2 separate regions of the Homo sapiens genome follow, and region 1 is linked to region 2. A link is a loop called in an ENCODE intact Hi-C map of the cell type or tissue named here. Cell type or tissue: PC-3. All regions are shown on one strand. Links, peaks and the distances in the headings refer to the core of each region. The heading gives the core; the rest is flanking DNA. Region 1 overlaps TMED7-TICAM2 (TMED7-TICAM2 readthrough). Region 2 overlaps LOC105379129 (a long non-coding RNA gene).

Evidence for each region. Hi-C counts contacts between places; a loop is a spot of excess contacts. Peaks named below come from ENCODE experiments on the same cell type or tissue, not always from the same donor. Only the 100,000 strongest peaks of a DNase experiment are listed, where the experiment ranks them.
Region 1: a loop joins it to region 2, with 7 times the contacts of the local background. A loop is called at or near these places in 107 of 110 quality-filtered maps.

What each region holds. Positions count from the first base shown.
Region 1 is chr5:115,569,708-115,581,327 of GRCh38, forward strand. TMED7-TICAM2 (TMED7-TICAM2 readthrough) reads right to left here. Exons shown (of 4, transcript NM_001164469.4): 4 at 8,789-11,608. The coding sequence ends at 11,608. TICAM2 (TIR domain containing adaptor molecule 2) reads right to left here. Exons shown (of 2, transcript NM_021649.7): 2 at 8,789-11,608. The coding sequence starts at 11,549. The coding sequence ends at 10,842. Among named protein-coding and RNA genes, the nearest start is that of TICAM2-AS1, 27 kb to the right of the region's middle. RefSeq lists enhancers at 5,599-5,648, 5,679-5,748. In PC-3, for the core only: no CTCF peak of the experiment used is centred there; DNase peaks (open chromatin) are centred at 6,194 and 10,164; H3K27ac peaks cover 1,842 bases.
Region 2 is chr5:115,303,344-115,314,963 of GRCh38, forward strand. LOC105379129 (a long non-coding RNA gene) reads left to right here. Exons shown (of 5, transcript XR_948684.3): 2 at 10,868-10,952. Among named protein-coding and RNA genes, the nearest start is that of CCDC112, 12 kb to the left of the region's middle. In PC-3, for the core only: a CTCF peak has its summit at 6,625 (motif pointing right); no DNase peak of the experiment used is centred there.

The sequences.
Region 1 (11,620 bases), core at 2,442-10,441, 270 kb after region 2:
ATCACTGAAATGCATTTCAAGATAAGGATTACTGTAATTTAACCAAATCTTCACCTGTGGGCATTTACATCATTTCTAATTTTTGTTATTATGCTAAAAATAATATAAGCACATGTATACAATGCTTTCTTCATATCTCTAATTTTCTGGCTTTGGAAGGGAATTATTAAAATATATATTTTTAAGGTTCTTAATATTTTTAAATTAAAAATGTTTACTATTAACTTTAGAGACATAGCCATAATACAATGTCAAAATGTTTTGCTCAAGTCATAAAGTAAAAACTGTTGGTGCACTAGTGCAAGGCCTGCTTTAAACACTTGGCACACATAACATATACAAAAGCTTGGCATTTTTGTTAAAAGCACCCAGAGATGGCACATCTGTGTTGCCCTTTGGCATAAGATGTCCCTAGATGGAAAGACACAGCAACATAAATATATCAAATCTCCAAGCTAAGCTGTAAATGGAATGCAGCCCTAATAAAAGGATTTTTATAGCAATATAAGCATATTTATATTAATATATAAAATTTATATTTCAGTCATATGCAATAGTAAACAAGCAAGCACAGAAGTAGAAAATTTTGAAAATGAAGAACAATAAGGGTAAACAAGCTTTCTCAGATACTAAAGCATATTATAAAGCTTAGGAAAAAACTCAGATAAAAGAAAAACTGATAAATTCTGCTACTTACAAATACAAAATATCTCCACGGGTAAAAAAATTACCATAAGCAAATCTAAACCCGCACTGTGAAAAATATTTGCAAAACACAGACGGGGGCTAATTTACCCAACATATAAAGAGATCCTATTCTTAGGAGCTCCTATTCATATAATAGTTATATAAAGACTAATAATCCAATAGAAACTTGGGCAAAGGGCATATACAGATATTTCACACAAAAGGGAATACCAACAGCTCTTGAACATATGAAAAGATGTTCAACTTCACATCTTAAAAAACACCAATTAAAACTTTGGTGAGACACTGTTTTTTACCTTTAGATTGGGAAAGTTTGGTGACACACTCTTCTAAGGCTCTGGGAAAACAGGCACTTTCACATAATGCTGCTGGGAATGTAAACTGATGCAACTTTTGTGGAGTATCTGTAGAAATTTCATATCCACATGCTCTTAACCCAGCAAGTTCACTTCTAGGCTTTTATCTTACTGATATATTCATTTATACATGTGCAAAATTTCACACATACATGGTTGCTTGTTACAGGGGCGCTGTAGTATCGAGAGACTGGAAACAATATAAAGGGCCATCCATCAATGGGTACTGGTTAAAATAAGTTATGATACATTGAAACAACTGAGTACTAGGCAGTCAGTAAGAACAAAATGAAGAAGCTCTTCATGCATTGGTATCGGATGACCTCTGAGATAGATGGGGATGGGTAGATTTGTATATATGTACATATGTTATTGATTGTATATGCATAAGGCATCTTGGCAGAACTCATAAGAAGCTTGTAATAGTAAATGGCTTTGAGAATGGAAACAAGGTTGCTGCATTGTACTCTTTGAATTTCGAGGCATTTGAATATATTAACTATTTTTAAAAATTAAATAGAACTGAATTAAATGTTTTAAGTTGAGTAGGCCCTTACAACCACAAGAAATAGCTTGGGTCCTAATGGGGCAGTCCAAAGAAGAATAAAGGAAATATCTCAGCAAAAGGCTAAGAAAATAACCAGGACCTATTGTTCCCCTAAGTCCTCAATTGTTAGGTAGCCTGAATTCTCTAGTCTCCATGCCAACCACGCAGCAGAGCACTAACCAGTGCCAGAATTTCTTTGGCGGTGAAAATCAGGCCTAGAGCTCTCCTCACCTCCTTCTTCTTGTTGCTGGCAACAGAGTAGCTACTATAGCACACACACAGAACTGACCAGTGAATGAATGGCTGGGAGCTTTCCAGTTCTGGGCAAATATAAAACTCAGGGAAACAAAGACAGTATTGGAGTCGCTGGGTCAGTGATTAGAGATCCTTATGTCACCCGCTTCAGAACACCAGCCCTGAGTTTTCTCTCAGCTGTGCACCAGTGACTGGATGCCTGACTGCAGCAGCCACTACGACAAGAAGGAGGCAGTATAGATGAAGCCTACCATAAGATGGAGCTCATCCTTACAGAGATCTTTTCTTTAATTTTTTTTTAAGTTAAAAGCAATAAATGTATTCTTAAGTGGTAGATGGATTGTTCTTTGGCTTTAGGCAAATGTATTAGAGGAAAGTAACACATATGGCCTTGAAGGGGAAAAATAGGGCAACTATCAAGATCTGGATCTAATTGCTTAACTAGTCTCTTAGCAGTCAGCCTTGAATAATAGGCAAGGTCAGGATGAAAGCGACTTCTAAGAATGCCTTACTCCCCCTGTCCTAAGTACTGTATCTCTATTAAATCACTTACTTTCCAGAACACCTCTGAGGTAGTCATTCCTATGATTTCTACTTTACAAATTGAAAGTATAGAAAGGTTAACTAAATTTGACCAAAGTTACCCAACAAATAAATGTACAACTAAAATTGAACCCAAATAATGGGGCTGCACAGGCTGTACTCTAATCAAAACATACGGCATTCAATATCACAGTAGTTTTACATAAAATCTAAGCATTAAACATAATTTTTGCTAGATCTATCCCACCCTGAAACTCACAAATCACAGTGTATGTAAATGTCTGCATTCGTTTCCCTTTGTTAATGTTTCCTATATTGCTGAACAACATCTTTGTTCTGAAACACAGAAAAGATGCACATGATTATATGCATACAGGAGCTAAGCAACACATTTTTCCTGAAATAAACACTAGTCCCACTTATTATGTACCCCATTTTTCCTCCTCCCTCTAAATCAAAGCAGTGTTTCATTTAACATATGTGTCATCTAGTATGAGCAAATAAACTACATAAAGCAAAACAAAACAAGAGTATTTGGCGACCCTTTAAATTATCATGCCAGACATAGTGGACTTCTTGTTCAGAGCTAAAAGACACTGACATCCTCCTCTCTCCCTAGACACAGACAGGGCTTACTAAGAGAGCATCATTTCCATTTCCAAAGGTCATGGAGTTTGTGACAAAATAGTGCTTAGTGATGCTTGTTCAAAAGCTGAAGTGAAGAAAGTACAACAAAAGAAGGGAAGCATTTTAGAATGGGCAGAGACCTTAGTTTTTAGAGCTCAGAAAAAAATCACACAGCTAGAAAATGTTAGAAATCAGCTACTGCAATACTTTGAGTCTTCTGGAGGAAAGTGAAGATTAGAAAAGTTAGCTCCACAGCAGCACAGTGGAATTAGGACGCATAGTTCCTGAGACTCTCTGTCATGAGTTGTGCATACTAGGCAAAGAAGACTAGAATTATGGCAACCTCACCATGAACTTGTTATGGTTTTCTCTTTGTACTACTGGCCTCTCCTAATTTCTCCACCATGAGAAAAGCAGACAGGTACATTGAGAAGCACAATTATGAAGCCTAAGACCCACAAGGCTTTGGAGCCAGACCACTGAATATTTCAATGACTCCATCCTCTACCAGCCTGTGATCTTGGGTATATTACATTTCCAGCATCTGTTTCTTGGCCCAGTATTGGACACTGTATGACTAACCTTGTAGGAATCTGGGGAACACTGGAGATAATGTAAGTTAAGTGCCAAACACAGTAGGTGATAAAAAATGAAACGTATTATTACAAGCATATATTTCTCTACCCATTGACAGTCTTCATCTTTTTTTAGTTCCTCAAATCATTGCACGTGTAGGAAACATCTACAGCACTTAACATGACTACAAGTGAATGCTAATTTAAAAAATAATTATGAACTTTTTCAAACATACAGGAGAGCATGGAAAATAATATACCATCACCAATGTAAGTACCCATTAAAAATACAGAGCTGTCTTGTACGTTTTAAAACTTTATATAAATGTTATCAAATTATCCATATTATTCTATAATTTACTTCTCCCACATATTACATTTTAGAAATTTACCCATATTCACATATGTAGGTTTCCTAGTTATTTTTAATGCCCTATAGTATTGATTTCATGAACCTGCCATAATGTATTCCTGCATCCTCCTACTGATGGACATTTAGATTGTTTCCCATTATTTACCTATTACAAAGAATGCTGCATAGGCATCCTTCTCACTCGTGCTTCTTTGGGTACCTGTGAGAGAGTTTCTTTGGGATACAAATCCAGAGGTAGAATTGCTAGATTCATAAGATATGCCCATCTTCAACATTACTAGTCATTGCTAAATCATGTTTCCAAATCACTGTAGCATTTTATTGTCATCTTTGCTCGAGAGTATTTTTTAGGTTCTTTATTGAGATATATTTTACATACCATAAAATTTACCCATTTCAAGTATACAACTCAACAGTTTTTAGTATATGTGCAGAGTTGTGCAACCAGCACTGCAATCTAATTTTAGAACATTTTAATGTGATAGCATTATTTATAAATACACATAAAATATACAGAAATCTGTAAAGCTTGTTATGTGTCCTGTCCAATATATACATGGAAAACCTCCGGAAGGAGCTAGTTTGTAGAGGTCCCCTACAAATAATAGAAAAAAACAATTTTCTTGATTTAAACCTGTAGTTTGAGTAGGTAGCTGAAAGCAACATTTCTAATTAGATTTGGAAACTGCTTAAATGCAGGTTCCTGTTACTTGCTAATAAAAGCATTTCTAATTATTCACCTCAGAGTGAAAATGACTCAGAACTCACTCTATCTGAAGAGAAATAGAAGTGTGTTAAACTAACTAAAGAAGTGATTTCCCCAGAACAATTCTTGCTCATGACAGAAAGGAAGGCAACTGTGAAGGAGTATAGATGTTGGAGTAAACAGTTGTGAGAGCAGGTTCATTGGCAAAGGAGAAGAGAGAAGAGCAATTGTCTTTCTTTTTTTCCACAAGTTAATTCGTTGAGCTTTTTTTTTTTTTTTTTTTTGAGACAGAGTCTCACTGTATCGCCTAGGCTGGAGTGCAGTGGCCAGATCTAGGCTCACTGCGACCCCTGCTGCCCAGGTTCAAGCAATTCTCCTGCCTCAGTCTCCTGAGTAGCTGGGATTACAAGCACCTGCCACCACGCCTGACTAATTTTTGTATTTTCAGTAGAGATGGGGTTTCACCGTCTTGGCCAGGCTGGTCTTGAACTACTGACCTCGTGATCCACCCACCTTGGCCTCCCAAAGTGCTGGGATTACAGGCATGAGCCACCACACCCAGCCTCATTGAGCTTTTAATCAAATAATTTTCATGCTCTGAGTTATTAATTAATGGCACTTTCAAGTATTACTTACCTCAATCCAAACTTAATATGTTAATTGACAAGAGTATTGCCACATATGACATATATATATATATATATATATATATATATATATATATATATATATATATATATAAGAAAGTTGTCCTTATCCAGCCGTTAAGTGTTCAAAATCTAATAAATTTTTCTACTTGGAATCTCATAAGAAACATCAGGTCCATGGACAACAACATCAGTTCTCTGGTTCATTCCTTCTGGTCATTGGCTTAAGGACATCAACTTCCAGATGCTGTGGTTTCATTTCATCAAGTGCCTGACAGCTTTCTGAAATTTCCTCCTTGCCCTTCAGACCATCCACAGGTGTGGAGGGTACGTCACTTTCTGTGACAGCTTAGCAGATGACCTAAGACCAGGCGGTGTAAGACTGAGAAGAGGAGGAAAGTCACAGAGGCAGCGCAGATTGCTCAGGGCAAACACACGGAATCCCACCTTACCAGCAATGCAGCCATGGCAACAGCTTCTCACTAGCCCTGGGGCCAGCCCCACCACACTCATGGATCAATGGACTTTCTCTACAGTTGGGAATAGCCTGACTCCACAGCATGGCATGTGGTTTCTTTACCTGCACTGAGGTTTTTTACCTGCAAAATGTACAGATAAAGGACCTGAAATCCTTTGCCTGCACTGAAATGATTCTCCTGAATTAGATACTAATATTGAGCCACTCTACACCCTTTGAATACTTGGGCCCCAACTCAGATTTCCTTTGCAACAAGACTGTGAAAACCACTTTGATCTCTTTTTTGCAGGGTCCTTTGCTGGGCAGACAGATGACTCAGTGAAATCTAGTCTATTTATTCGTTACTGGAGAGGAAGTGATTAAGCTTTCCAGGCTGGAACAACATCCACCATCAGGAACTGGGATTGGGCCTTAGGAATGAGCTGTTGCAAATGAGAGGGCCAAGGGAAGTTATTTCTGTTACTAGTGGTGTTACCTTCTATGCAGTGAAGTGGTTTTGACAACCAATGCATTAGGATCTGCAAAATTGAAGGATGAGGGACTGAAGCGGAAAACATCCCTGACTTGTGCTGGAAAGCGTTAACCCCAGCAAACAGCTTGTTGAATTCAAGGCAGAACTTAAGTTAGTCAGGAAAGAAAGGAGCAGAGTAGACTAGTGATACTCTTACTCCCTTCTCCACCCAACCCAAGGGGAATAGTATAACTAAACTCATACAGCCTATTCCCAAATGAGGCAAAATTATCTGGGAGTTGCTAAGCCCCAGAAAAGAGCTAAATTAAACGGATTACACCCTCTGCCCTCCATAATCAAATGAACACAAAGTTGATCCACCATTTTTAAGTGTAAGGAGCAACAAAACTCCACTGAAGGCATCCAGGTCTGAGCCATTCTTCCTCCTAACTGACTTCAAAGCTGGCACTCCTAGACTCCATTTTCCTGCTTTTCTAGTTTATGGCTCAACTTTCTACTTGTTAGAATCATGGCACCATGCTCTTGCATCCTTCATGCCACCAGCTTCCTCCGCACTCATACTCATCATTAACAGCTCACACATCTCTTGCTGATCAAGGGGGCTCCTCTGCTTTTCAGTGCCTGACTGGGGGCTGTACTGCACATGGGAACAAGGCCTGGCATCTTCCTTTGTCTTTGTTTAAAATCTATTCCCTACAAGTTGCGAGGTTTCCAAGGATAGGATTGTGGGTATGTAAAAATGCATATGTGTCCTGCCCGCCAACCCATGCTGCATATTGAATGTGTGTAGGCAACAAAAAATAGTTCTAGTAGCATAGATATGGTAGCTATATGTGAGGCACTAGCTCATTAAATCCTCAAAATGACCTTTCAGGGAGGTATTTATGATCTTTATTTTTAGATGAGGACATTAAAACTCAAAAAAATTAAGTGTCTTTTTAAGAACATCACTTACAGAGGACAGAGGTGGAATTCAAATCCAGGTAGTCTGACTCAGAAACGGTGTTGGAAGATGTTTGGATGCAGGGAGGCTAGGAGGTGTCCACTCAGGGTAGGGGTAGGGAGAATTTTGAAATAATGGAACCAGCTGGGAGTCAGATGGCTCTTTATCATTACTGGGTATCAACAATTTTCAATAATGCAGTGATGAATTATTTTTTCCATATGGGTGGACCACTCCTATCATCTTATTAGGCTGGACACTGTCATGTCTGTATACAGTGTCGGACACTGGAGCAGCCAGGCTACACCTTGGAAGGGAGCTCAACCGAAACACTGAGAATGGAAGAGCAAAAAGATGGAAAGAACCTGGGTTTGTTTTTTTACCTTTTCTTTTTTTTTTTAATTACAAGTTGAGCATCTCTAATATGAAAATCCAAAATCCAAAACACTTCTGGTCCCAAGCATTTTGGATAAGGGATATTCAACTTGTATTGTGGTAAAATATATATAACATAAAATCTATCATTTTAGCCATATTTAAGTGTACAATTCAGTGGTATTAAGTACATTTCGCAATGTTGTGTGTCATCACCATTACCCATTTCCAGAACGTTTTCAACAACCCCAAACAGAAACTCTGTACCCATTAAACAATAGCTCCATATTCCTCCCTGCCCTCAGCCCCTGGTAACCTCTATTCTTTCTGTCTCTGTGAATTTACCTTATATAAGTGGAATCCTATAATATTTGTCCTTTTGTATCTGGCTTATTTTACTTAGCATAATGTTTTCAAGGTTCACCCATGTTATGGTATGTATCAGAATTTCATTCCTTTTTAGAACTGAATAATATTTCAGTATATGACTGGGATTTTAATGACACATTTGAGCCCCTGTACCTTGGCGGACCTCTTGTTAAGTCGGATAATATTTTTTTCTTATGGTTTAGGCCACGTGGCGTGGGGTTTTCCTAACTGATACATGAGGCTCAACTCGGGTTCTCCCCTGTAAAGCTCCAGGGTGGGCAATAAGGCCCACAGAGTACTCAAAATGAAAGCTCCCCAGCATAGTGCAAAATTTCCCATATTTCCTGATATGTGTATGTACCTAGATATGTACATGTGTGTATGGGTGTGTGCACACGCACATATGTACACAACAAACATGACAAAGCCCACACCTTTACCTGTTTTCATCCTCAGTTTAGCTATTTTGTTACAATTGATAATTTCAACATATATAATAATTCAGCACTTAACATTTTTTTTTTTTTTTTTTTTTGAGACGGAGTCTCGCTCTGTCGCCCAGGCTGGAGTGCAGTGGCGGGATCTCGGCTCACTGCAAGCTCCGCCTCCCGGGTTCACGCCATTCTCCTGCCTCAGCCTCCCAAGTAGCTGGGACTACAGGCGCCCGCCACTACGCCCGGCTAATTTTTGTATTTTTAGTAGAGACGGGGTTTCACCGTTTTTAGCCGGGATGGTCTCGATCTCCTGACCTCGTGATCCGCCCGCCTCGGCCTCCCAAAGTGCTGGGATTACAGGCGTGAGCCACCGCGCCCGGCCAACATTTTTCTTTATCATAAAAAAAATATGGAACTCCAAATTGGGTGAGACATTGTGTCTGGTGCTCTATGAAGTACAAATCGATGCTTCATTTCAAAACACTCTTCCACAATCTTCATTGGAGTTGAAAATAAACAAGTTTAGTCAAGAGTAAAGAATAAAAACATTTATTTTAAAAATACCATTTAGCATCAATTGCCCCAAGTTTGGCAGGCATGAAGAGTGGGCAGTTCATGTTTTATTAGTATATAAAATTGGCTTTACAGGAAGCATTATGGCAAAAAAATGAATACTTATTATGAAAACTGAAAAAGAGAAGTGAGTAGTAAGCTACTATCAGAACGTTAAGGCTAAGAAAATGTCACTATGCAATGAAAACCATCTCCTCCTCTAATAAGTACTAACAGAATAGGAGGCTTGACTTACTTGCATGCTCCTCATAGAACGTTTTGGTTCATGGCTATGAAGAGGTAACTGCAAAAAGATGTGTGCAGATCCCGGTACTGGTAGGGGATATACAAGTGGGGAATAAGAAAAAAGAAATTAAGCAAAATGTCTTTACTCAAGGATCTCTATAAAAATTTATTTTTAAGAAAGCCTGAGTAAGCATGTATATTTTTTTCCTGTGACTTTAAGTGTAATGACAGCATTAAAAATAAATTATGCTGTCAATATACAAAAAATATCTTTTCATTATAAGCATATATAAAGCCTTCTGCAACTATTACATATCACTTTATCGAATCCAAACTTTTTTGCTTGTTCCCTTTTGTGGTCCCTAGTTTTTCACATCCTCATAGAGGACAAAAGCCTTTAGAGATCCATCAATTCAACCCTTTCATTTCACAGATAAAGGAGGGTAAATAGTTTGCCCACAGTTACATTCATCCTCAGTGGCAGAAATTGGACTAGAACCAAGTCTCATGATCCCGAAGAGGGCTTTTCTCATTACATGACATGACCCATTCTCCACCCCATCCCTGATCTCAAGTGGACGATGCTCCCTCAATCTCAGATGGGCAGAAGGGCTGTGGAGGAAAGAAACAATCCTGTTTGGGGCCTCTCTGGCTTGTTAGGAGCATGGGGCTCTAGAATAGGAGGTAATAAAATACATCTCCTTCTATCCAAAGTCTTTATAAATAACCTATCACACACACACATGCACACAGTCAGGCTACTTTGAAGACCTAAATGAGAAATACTTCCTGAGAAGAGAATTGTGTGTGACGGAAACTTTTAAAGCTTCCATAAGAGAGGTTTTTGATTTAAAAAGTGAATATCTGGCCACTCACACAGTTATACGCCTTTTAGAAGCTCTGCAAATAAAGCCATAGTTACAAATGATGACTAATATGAAGAGATTTAAGCCCCAGGGGACGTCTGAACACCACTCCACGAAGTCCCTAACTACCACACTATCAAATGGGCTGTGAATCGGTGGTGGGAAATGCCTCCAAATATGCAGATTTCAGCAGAAAATACATTTGACTGGGTTCTTTTAAAAAGTTCCACCATTCTCACATCTATTTCTGATTTTATATGCATCAACGCTTAACATGCTAAATGTTCTATTCTGGCAATTCATATTTCTGGGTGATAGTACCCGAATGCTTATTGCAACATCCATGAGAGGTGCCTCAGGAGGAAGTGTGATCAGATCTCCTGGGGCCATTTTTTTTCTGTGTCCTTTGAGATCAAAATTCAGAGAATAAAAGTGTTGTCACATTTTTAAAAATGTCTGTCATACAAGTTTTTGTTCAAGGTTCAATACAAGGAATATGGATTGAGAATTCCTTTTTCATATCCATGAACTAGGAAAATTGTGAAAGAAAAGTCCTTGAAACTCTGACAATGTCAAGTTTACTGAAACATCAAAAAGTACCACAATTTTATAGGCTGTCCTGCAGAAATTTATCTTTCTTGTGCTCCATAGGTTTCTTTAAGGTGAAGACTCTCTTTTATTTAAACATTTCCTAGAAACTGCTTTCTCAAGTGAAGATTAATCATTTGGTTTACAAAACAAGAGCCAGCCACATGTTATATGTTTCATCTCAGGCAATAAATTGTCTTTGTACCATATTTCTTGTCTCTTTCCATATAGTTTGTTGTGTCTTATACACAGACTCCTGAAAAATTCTTTCTACTTGTGTAGGAAATCCACGACTTTCTTCCTCTAAGGCATTGATGGTTTGGAGGGCAAAGGGAGTCCTTTCTCGGGGAAGGGGATTGTTCAGGGGCCGCATGGGTATAACAGAGTTGTATTTATGCTGCCTGTTAACGGAGTTCATTAGGGACGTATAGAACTGGAAATTACACCAAGTATCTCTTAAAAAGTTTTCAGTCAGTAATAAGATTGTCCATGCAGACCCATTTACAGCATCATCTAAATTCTGTAAATGCTGTCTGCCACATGGCATCTCAGCAAAGATTATTCCGGGTTTGATACCAAAGTCATCTTGTAGCAGATTCTGGACTCTGAGGGCTTCATCTGTGTCATCTTCTGCATGCAATATCACAAATTTGAGGAACACCTCTTCTTCAGCTTCTTCTTCAAACATCTCTTCCACGCTCTGAGCTCCCTCCTGCTTTCCTGTTGGCCCCTCTGTTGTATTGCTGTGCTCAGCAACATTACACAAGGATAGATCTTCAGACTTCTTGGAATCTGACTCATGATATCCTGGACTTGTATCCACACTGTGCCTTTTACCCCAAGAGAGAGAAAGAGGGCAGGAATTTATTTTAGACTTCCCGATACCCATTATAAATATCCAAGGCAGAAGAGGAAAACTTTATGTATTTCTCAGCATTTCTTTTCAATCTAAAAGAAGTA
Region 2 (11,620 bases), core at 1,662-9,661:
CTGTCTTTTTAATTGTTCTTGTTTCTTGGTTCATAAGGTTCATAAAAATAGGCTTGGGTGCAAGCCTATTTTTCCTCTAAGTCTACATATTATTAAAATACTATTTGAAAATATTTTATAGTCAGTTTTACTGCACATTATTATATTCCCTCCCAATCTTCACTTAATTTTTTGAATTCTTAATCTGTCTTAGTCTTCTGATACTTATGTTTCTATTTTTTCTTCTTGTATCTCCTGTAGTCCTTCTAATGAATGTTGATGCTGCGTTATTTAGGGTATAGAATATATAACTTAGATTTTCATTGTGGATTACACCTGTTATTATTGTAAAGTATACTTCCTGTTTAATTATTTTTGCCCTGAATTCAATCTTATATTTAAAATCACTGTCTGGTGATTCCTTTTTGTTCACATTTATTCTGGTACGCCTTTGCCCAGCCTTGTAGTTTCAACATTTTAGAATCACTTTGTTTAGGCCTGGCTCTCATCTGCACCATATAACTCAGTGTTGTTTCACGACCAATATGTGAGTCAAGTCACAGCCTTCTATTTTTTCTATTCCATTTCATTGTCAGTTTTTTGGAAAAAAAAAATACTCTACATTTACTGTCACCAGTTCCTGACTTTTCATTAGCTTCTCAAACCTTCCTTGATCCTGAAGTACTCAGTAGCAGTGTGTTGAATGCAGAAAGGGGGTAGGTCAAGGAGAGTGGAAGAAGAACCTCTGCCTGTCTTCTCCACTGCTGGTTACTGATTCTGGGTCAGGAATAAGGAAAAGCTTTAAGTTGGACATGATATGATGGTTGTGATTTAGGGAACGCTGACGTTTCAATACCTGAAAATGAGTAGTACTCAAGGTGATCAGAAAATATATGGGCTCCACCTAAGATATTATCTGAGAGAGGGAAGAGATATCTAACAGATTAAGTTTAAAAAGCAATCAGTAAGAGGAAAAAAGAGGCTATTTTCCAATTATAACCAAACAAGTTCAACCCAATTAATGAACTTGTTGCCCAGTGTTGCAACTAGTGATTTGATTTTCAAATCAAAGTGATCCTTACATAAGGATCACTATTGCAAACTGAACAGATGGTGAGACAGTTTTGATTCATTCTAAGGTCACAGAATAATTTGCTGAAAATGGGTGGAATTGTTCCAGAGAGTTACACAAAATCAAATGTCTTCATATGCCTGGGGACTGGATTTTTAAATAAGACTTAATTATAACAAAATATTTGTATTAATCTTTCAAATACACCAACAAATGGATGATTTTACAGTGCCCTCTAGAATTCACCAGTATAAATGGACAAGGCAGGAATAAATTGTTTTTCACTGACTAGTGAAATCACAATGCAAGCTAAGCAATATTACATATAGGGTGATAGCTCCCGCCACAATTCTCTCTCTCAGGTAAAAACAATTGAATGTCTTCTATCAACTTTTCACTATTTCCATATAAAATATTCTATTGTTTAAACAATATTTCTGGATATGAAAAAGAGACAGTTATTTAAATAATTCCCAGTCATTTAGCTTCTATTTTACAATTCCTTGGTAATGTTAGAGTTCCCTAACCAGACACTCTCTAACAGACTATAGTTCCCCAAAGATGGGCCTTAAAAGATGGATTCTTTAACAACTGTAACAGCTGCAGCAACAACCGTGAATCTTCAAGTGTAGCTGTTAAGATAAGATAGTTTGAGGGCAGGTATAATAAAAGGAAAAAGTTTAAATATTTATTTAAAAAATAATAATTCCTACTTTTGATTGCCTGTTATGTGTCAAACATTCTTATTAACACTGATAATCTCCTTTTGGTGTAAATAAATTAACTATGAGAGCGTAGTTAATACATTTTTTTAAGACAATATAGCTAAAATATAGCAGAACCAATCATCAACCATGAACCTGCCTTTATCATTAATACTTATTTTCCTAAACCACCAAACCCTCAAAGTCTATTTTTCTTCTTTTGAAAAATAAGTATTTCTTGGAGGCCAGTAGAAAACAAAACAATCAATTGTGTTTGAATGGATGTTGATTATTCTGTTGCTGATAGTATCCGGTTTACGCCCCTCAGACCATCCTCAGAGAAATAAAAAAATCTTCAATGTGGATGACAGTTTTATGACTACACCGCTTAGTCCCAATACAGTATTTTTCTTTGAGAATTCAAACCTATATGACTGACCACAAACCTACCATTTAAAAATTATTCCAGTTATTATATTATAGTCATTTATTTTACAGTTAGAAAATCAAATGCGTACAGTAGATCATCTTTCTACATATTTCCTTGGATTACAGGAAAATTCTCAGAAACTTCTAGCTCATAGGTACAAAATAAGTTTTAAATTATTTACCCTTGCTTGAGAATTTTAAATAAAAACCAGGTCCCTATATATAAATATAGAAGGTAAGAAATGTACTTCAAGAATATAGAAGATAAGAAATGTACTTCAAGAAATGATAAAACATCAGTGGATGGGTGGGACTTAGGTAATGTTGAGAATTTTTCACAATTATCATGCACTAATTTTAACAGCTTTACTGACTACCTCTAATTGCTTTTTATGTGAGAAAAGCAATTAACTGTTTTTTCAACCACTGCTTTTGGATTTTTGTTATACGTAGTCTGAGATATAATAATCCCAACTGATACTGTTAGTTTAACATTAACTGGGATCTATAAAATATAAGAGAAAGGAAATGTCTAGTGATGGGTGTAATCTGGAGCACAGAAACATTTTATAGCTTGTTCATGTTGGAAGGAAAATCAACTAACATTAGGCTGTTACTAGGCATTAAGACTGCAGATACCAAACCAGTTTGCCTACTACAGAGAAATACCAGGAAGTGGATGTCCCACCCTGATTTGGGCATGGAAGCAGGCCATGTTGAGAGACTGCTTAGGGTATTACAGGTCAGTCTGAGGAAAGTGCCTGGTGGAAACCTTGGTGGAATCAGAAGAGAAAGCAAAAAAGTGCATGTAGTTGGGGAGGTTTGTTTTTGTATACATATGCAAATAAATATGCAAATGTGCATATAAATATGCAAGCCTGTGCTTGACCTGGCTGCCAGTCAGTGTAAATGAATGAGAGGTAATAACTTCTTGATTTTTTTTTTCTCTTCCTATCAATATTTCTGCAAGGTTTGGTTGTTAATATTGGACGCAGGAGTATTCACTCCCTTGGCAGAGGTTGGAGCTATAGCTGTTAGACACCTGTCACAGAATTGCTGATCTTCTTAAAGGCTGCTGTGGGGAGACTACCTGAAGAAGGGTATAAAGAGTGGGGTTTCAATATAGAGTAGACTAAATGATATGTTTTATAAGGTAGGTCTAATTGACACATATTGACTCTATGCACTGAAAACAAGGATTATACCTTCTTTTCTAACAGTTTCACAAAAATTTAGGCCCCAAATCCTCAGTAAATGCCAAAAAGCAGAAATAATGTGGATATATTTCATTGATCACAAAGCAAATCAACTGAGAAGACAAAAAGACTCTATTATCTGGAATTTTAAAACTCTCTTAAAACTCGAGTCAAAGATGATATCAAAACTAAAATTGCAGCTTAATTAGAAAATATTGATAACACTACATACTAATATCCACGGAATACAATTAAAGCAACCCTCAGAAGAAACAGTGGTTTTCAATAATTGTATTAATAACCACAAAAGAATAAGAGTAAATGAATTAACTACCCAGCTAAAAAATATAGAGAAAAAAACAGCTACCAAAAAGGAGATAAGGAAAAATGAATTATAAAAGAAAATAATAAAATCAAACTAAGAAAAATGATAATCCCAATGAATAAATTTAACAAGACAGATAAACTACTAGCTAACTTGGCCAAGAATAAAATTAAGAAAGCACAAAAATACATAATAAAAAGATACAAAGGAAAATAAAATAATCATAGGAGCCTATTTCCCTCAACTGCCTGCAAATAAATTTGAACATTTAGGTGAAATTAATCCTTTTTCTAAAAAAACACAATTTACTGAAATTGGTGAATTAAAAATATAAACATTAAATATTAAATGTCCAAGAAAAATAAAAAGAAAACAGTTGTCAAGGAGGTAGGCTCCCAAAGAGCATCAGGCTCAGAGGGCTTCAAAGGCTAATCTTACAAAATCTTTATGGAAGAAATAAATAGGCTGTAATGCTATTTTTTTGTTTTTCAGACAGGGTCTTGCTCTGTCACCCAGGCTAATGTGCAATGGCATGATCACAACTCACTGCAGCCTTGAACTCCTAGGCTCAAGCCATCCTCCCGCCTCAGGTAGCTAGGATTATAGACACTGCACCACCATGTCCAGCTATCTCTTAATTTTTTTTTTTTTTTGTAAAGATGGGGTCTCCTTATGTTGTTCAGCTGGTCTCAAACTCCTGGCCTCAAGCAATCCACCTGCCTCAGCCTCCTAAAGTCCTGGGATTATAGGCGTGAGCCACCATGACTGGCATCTAATGCTTTTTAAATTGTTCCAGAGCAGAGGCAAAAGAGGAAAGCTTCCAAATTCTATTAATGAAAGTAGCATACGCTTGTTACCAGAAACTGACAGCACAAAAATCACTTATGAATACTGATTTTAAAATGTTCACCAAAGTTTTAGCAAACAGAATCCAGCAGCACCTTAAAATAATTAAGGGAAAAAGAATTTTTTCCCTATGGTCTCAAGAATGATTTAACATTATTCACTATTTTAATAAGTGGTTGGGTATAGTAACATGGTTCATTCACTGTCTACCCCAATCTCTCTTTTGTATGACATCCTATACCATAAAGGCTGGAAAGTTCAGAATCTTCATTTCCTAGGCTCCCTTGCAGCCAGGGTCTTCAATGTGAATTACGTTTGACAATCAGACAGATGCATTTGTGTGAGACTTGTTTTCAGAATACAGTTGGTGGCACCTGAGGCAGCCATTTTGCTGGGGTAGCTTGTAGCAGACACAGTGAGACTCTGGAGCTGGTAGTCCTTTTATCGGTTTTCTGATCCAGAGGTGAAAGATAGGAAGGTGTGTTCCTGGAGCTAAGAATTGTGGTGGCAGGCTGTCATTCCCAGATCACCTTAAGATGACATGCTCACAAACTGTGGGATGGGAGCATGACTTCCTGACTGTGACAGAGGGGGCAGATCCCTGGGTGGGCCAGTTTTGCAGTATGGTTCCGGGAGCCACTACTAGACAGCTTGCTCCTCCAGCTTTCTACTGATTTGTATGCAGCCAATTCCCTGTATAAAACCCTCTTCTGTTTTCTGCAACTGAAATTTGTCTGATAAAAGTGATTAAAAAAGAAAAAAGTTATGCATGATTTTCTCCAAATATACTGAAAAGGCATTCAATAGATCTCAACATCCATACTTGATTTTTAAAAAAAATCACAATAAAGGGGAAAGATGGGTATTTCCCAAAAGCCAGCAGTCTGCTCAATGAGGAAACACTAATGCTCAATGAGCATTGCTGTTAAAATGAGCAGCAAGACAATTGTATCTACAGTCATCACTATTATTTGGTGTAGTTCTGGAGGTTTAACCAATGCAATTAGACAAGACAAAGACATGAGTTATAAACATTGGAAGAGTGGTACAATATCACTATTTACAGATCACTGTATGCCTGGAAATCCCAAGAAACTCAATTATACATGTGTTGTGAACAATGTGAGAACTTGTGGAATGGATGGGTACAAAATTAGTGTGCAGAAAGGAATCACCTTCATCTATACAAACAACAAGCAGTTAGAAAACATAATAGAAATAAAGACCCAATTTGACATAGTGAAAAAAAAAAAAAACTGAATGTAAGCTCCATTCTGGAAAGGACTTTGCCTGCCTGCTCACTGTTATGGTTTTTGAATATGTGAAAGAATACAATGAAAACATAAATATTTTAAGTAGACAAGCTGGTCTATAGCTTATAATAAAAAGTAAAGAAAAAATCCAGAAATTTTCAGAAAAAATAAACCAATAACAGTGAGGGGCATGCTCTAATAAACACTTAATGGAATACACTCGCTTTCCCCAAGTAGAAACATTTGACAATTGAGTAAATGATAAAAATAGCATTTTAAATAGTAATTCTTTCAAAGAGAACTCATGCAAGGTTAACTTCATACCCATGCATGTCTGAAAATGCCTTTATTTTTACATCTGTTGGAGAGTTTGGCTCAGCAGAGAACTCTAGACAGAGTAAAAATTCTCTTCAGAATATTTAAGATATTGTTCTCTTGTTTTTCCTATTTACTATTGTCACTGAGAAGTCAGATATTAATCTGATTCTTGTCCCATCTGTAGCTAATCTGTTTACTCACTTTGAAAACTCCTAAAAAAACAAAATTAAATCAGGCCATTTAGCTACTTATTGCCAGAGGTTTAAGCAGGACCCAAAGCCTACCAAATCTACTAGGGCACTGAAGTGTTCTTCCCATCAAATCTCTATCGCAATTTCTACTTAATGAGAATAATAGGATGCCAAAAATATAAGCAAAATTAATCATCAATCAGTAAGGCTCAACTTCTTTAATGACTTCCTACCAGTGGAATTTGAGAACCTCACCTTTCTTAAACTATATAAAATTGCATTTCAGTTTTTATCCACCAGATGTCACCTGAGCAACAGTAGAAAACATGCAGTTCATATTTGATTCTTTCCAAAAGAAAAAAATATTTTCATCTTTTAGGCATGAAAATTAGAATGTTCTTGTTATAATATATCAGTAATAGAAGTAAGAGCAAACCAGTTGAAATCCTGGCAGATAAATAAAAACACTTACTTTCATATTAAGACTCACAAATACAGTCAACTGACATTTAGCTTCTTAAATGGATTGTTCCCAAAATTTTATACTAAATCTAATAATTATTTTTAGCAAAAATGGTTAGAATAGTTTTTAATGCTACCAATTTCTATGTGATACAAATAGTTTTTTAAAAAAACACCTCAATTACTTATACCAGAATATAAATCAAAACAATAAATACTAGCAACTTTGAAGTTCATGAACTAATTTTTACCTGCAATCTCATTCAACCTTCATTAGTTATTCCCTAATGTATTTGAACAGACTTCTTAAATGACCTGTAAAACCCTGCATGATATGGTCCCTGACCACTTTTCCTGCTTCTCTCTCCATCTTTCCTGGTTCTCTAGCTACCCTGGGCTTTTTTAGCTCTCATAACATGCCAGCATCCCTTAGCCTGTATTAGTGGTTATGTCTGGAGGGAGCCTCTAACCCTCGCTTCCTGACACAATTCGAATGTCAGTTCCTAGGGAAGCCTTTTTTGGCCACCTCCACCCACATCTAGATTTGGATCCCATCTAATCTGATTTTTCCCCTTTATAACAGTTGTCATAATTCATTATCTATTTGTGTGATTATTTGATTAATATTCTTTCCCTTCTAGAGGACAACCTCCATGGGGCACCCCTGTGTCTCTGCTATTCAGCACGGAGTCCATAGGAGCACTTAATAAATATTTGTTGAAGGAAAGACTTCCTGAATATAGGTTATAATGTTTATACTCCTCCCCCATTCAAATGCAAACTCCACAAGAGATGATGTTTGTTCCATTTACTATTGCATATCTATGCCTGAGGCAGCCCATCTTAGACATCAATTTGAATTTTTTAGATGGATCCATGAAAAAATAAATGAGTATGTATTTTCTAAACTAAAAATTAGGACATATTTGGACAAGTATTTGGAATGAGGGTCAGCTTCAGATATATGGGACAGATAACTTCTAAATATGAGAACAGTTAAATGTCATTTCTTAATAACTATTTTTGTTCCATTGGTGAAGTGAGATGGAGATGACAAAAACACTGGTCATCTAAGGCAAGTCCTAGGTATATACATTTCGCTTATTTTTTTTTCAATAGTAATTTTTTTTTATTATCCTCACTCACTCAGGAATCAACCAAAAACATGACATTGAGCCATCTTTCCTAGGGAAATTACAGGATTTTTCAATTGGGATGGCTCAATGTAGTTATTGACTGTATCTCACAGGTGGGTGGAAGGATGAAGCACTCTTCAATCCAGGGAAGGGCTTGGATAGATTTTTTATTTTATTTTATTTTATTTTATTTATTCATTTATTTATTTATTTATTTATTTATTTATTTATTTATTTATTTATTTTGAGATGGAGTCTTGCTCTGTTGCCCAGGCTGGCGTGCAGTGATGTGATCTTGGCTCATTGCAAGCTCCACCATTCTCCTGCCTCAGCCTCCCCAGTAGCTGGGACCACAGGTGCCTGCCACCAAACCCGGCTAATTTTTTGTATTTTTTTTAGTACAGACGGGGTTTCACCATCTTAGTCAGGATGGCCTCGATCTCCTGTCTTCGTGATCCACCCGCCTTGGCCTCCCAAAGTGCTGGGACTACAGGCGTGAGCCACCGCGCCCGGCTGGATAGATTTTTTTTTTTAGCCACTGCCACAACATGGCACAGGGACCCTGACTGGTGTAATTCAGTTATTCCATAAACATTATTTATTCATTCAAACAGCTTTTAATTAGACGATCATTATGTGCCAGTTACAGTGCTTGCTGCTAGGGCTACAAAGCCAAATGAGGCATGGTCGTTGCTCTCAAGCAGCTATCTTGTCAGGGAAGACAGGTCAATAGACCAATAGCTGAAGTCCAGTTTGGCTCAAATAAATACAATGCACAGGGTATTATAGGAATATGCAGTTTGGTATAAATTAGAGTAGTGGGAAGGGGTCTTCAGCAGGGCTTCCTTAAAGAAGTGACACCCAAGCTTAGTTTTCAAGGACCAGACGCAGTTAGCTGTATTAATTCCACTATTAGCAGTAGTAATAGTGGAAAGGAAGACAGCTTCTTAGGAGAGAAAACCTGAGATAGAGAGCACGGAGAAATGATATACAATAGTTTGTTTAGGGAACTAGAAGAAATTCAGCATGGCTATAACAAAGCATGATGCCATTTGATGTAGCAGCGAGGAGACTCTCACTGAATTTGAGAGAGCTGACCGGTTCATTCATCTACTCCTCACTCTCACAACCTGAGCCCCAATGAATAATTCTTTCTTTGCACACAAGACAAAACTAGAGATAGTAGAAAAGAAATTTTTAGTATGAACGACAGTTATGGCAAATGCAGTCTTACAAATTGGCATGAGCTTCTATTACTAGTTTTCTAGGAAAAATAATTGAAGCTTGTCATAGAGACCAGGCAAAGGCTCTAATAAGAATACTTTGCATCTGCAGTGAGATGCTTTTGCACCCGTAGAAACCAGAGCCTAAAGGAAAGGCTTATGTGCTGCTATCTGTTTTGGGAGTTACATTCCCAGGGAAACAGAAGTGAGGGAAAAGGGGCAAACATGAGGGAAGTTTGAGTCAGCCTCTTGTTGGCAACAAGTATAGTTCATGTTGCATCTCATGGGATGTGCTCAGTAAGGCCAAATGAACTTTACATATCAAGGCAGCCCACCAGGGGAGAGGAAGGGAAAACAATTTATCTGCCAGTCCATTTCATTCTACATATGCCCCTGGTCAAGAGTCTGCCCATGGGCATTAACTCCCCGGGAAGATGTGACCCGGGCTTTCCAGGTCCCCAGGGGAAGCTAAGGTTATACTACTTGAAGTGGGCATTGCCACTCATTACCTTTGAGCCCATTTTATATTTGGAGAGTTTCCTGATTTCTGAGAGTTCGTTCTTCAAAGATGAAGTCAGAAACTCTCCTGACATCTTCAATTTGAGGATCTAGTGTCCAGGTTCTGCCAATTAGACCCATCTTATTGAGACCTCCATGCTGGAGTGAGTGAGGCATCTCACAGAATCCATCATGGCAGATAGAGGGAGAGGCTCTACCTTCCAGAGATGTTGCCAGAGGTTCTAGGCAGAGTTTCCAGTGTCCGCCACTCGGGGCAAAAGCTGGGTTGTCTGTGCCCAGGCACAGCAGCAATAGAGTGCCCCCTGGAACCATCTGTGTAACTTTCATATGGCTCCCAGCCTCAGAGCAGCCATGGTTTATTCTGTAGCCCTCACTGAGATTCCAAGAACTGCTTAAAATCTTTAATACAATTCCTTTTGCTGCCTAAACTACCTAGGGGGAGTTTCATTGTCTGAAATCAAGAACTCTGAAAGATTCATGTAGCCTAAAAATAAATTTTGGGTTGCCTTCAAGTTATGACATGCTTCTAATCCTAAATCTGCTTGCTTATGTGAAACAGATTCCATTAATTTTTATACTATATCCTAGAACCATAGAATTCTTGAATTTAGATGTAGAAGTGTCCTTTTAGAGCCCATTTTATTTTATCATTCACCTTCGGCTTTGAGCGAATTTTCATATCACAACCATTTGAGGGAACCAAGTTTCTCACAAAACCAGAAAAAAGGTAATTTATGTGGGCTGAAATGTCTTTGTGCCAGTCATGAGTAGGGCTGAGAGGACACCCTTGGGTAATGTTATTTACGTGAGAGACAGGTGAAGGGCCTGCAGGATGTAACCTAATTTAGTCAGACATTTCTGGCACAAAAAAACCAGTGACCTATAAACCAGTACTTTCCTGCAATTTCTAGTGAAACCAGGTCACTATTTCCAGCCTTTACTTTGTTCCCTGGACTCTTAGCATTGAGCTATGTCATGAATTTCCTTTTGATAAGGGTAATTAGTAAATTTATGGGAAAAATTTAAGTAAAAGCTCACAAGAATCTTTGGAAAGTGTCACTCTATAAAGTGTTCAGTTATGTCCCAGTAAGTCATGGCTGTATTATACTAGGATCACAAATTCTTAGAATTGTTATGGTAGTTTTTGTTCTTTTTAGTACATTGAGAAGAATCTGGTGAAACTTTCCTTTGATTCAGTTTAATTTCCCCCTCAGGTAGAAGGCTATAATGACCCAATGGGCCACCAGTTTGATATTTGATTCTGAACAATTTATTCACCAAGAATGGCTGCCTGAATGAGTAAGTATAGATGTTAAATTGGACTTGGTATCAGAATCACCAAAGGATAGTATTGCCCCTCTCCTTCCCCAAGGTTTTCATATGCTACCCTTTAGATCAGGATGGGAAAGAAACAGGATCCTATATTGGGTTTAGCTGAGGCTGATCGAAGCATTTTAATGCAAAATGCATTAGCTGGCAAGATGGCACTAAGCAGAATATATATATATATATATATATATATAGAGAGAGAGAGAGAGAGAGAGAGAGAAATAATATGTAGAAATTATCTTAGTTATAATAGGGGAACACAAAACAATAATGGTTCAAAAGCCTGTCTAATAGTTTTCTAAGGATATGTTCCTTTAAAGCAAACCATTCTGTGATTACATTTTTGGGAATGTTCTACTCTCCCATCCCTCTCTGCCAATGGCCCCTGGAACAAGTTTAAGGCTACATGTCCTAGACCTACGAAGTACGTGGCACTAAACTGAGACTCACCTTTAAGAGGAGTGGCTGTTCATGAACAATGTGGATCCTTCAATGTGTTTGGGGCCAAAACGAGATTGAGGAGCATTAACTTAAAACAATTTGAGGATAGGCCTTATAATATTTGGCTTTCCTTTCCCTTTAATTTCAAATGATAACTGTGTCTACTTTCACTACACTTGAATCCTTAATTTGAAACT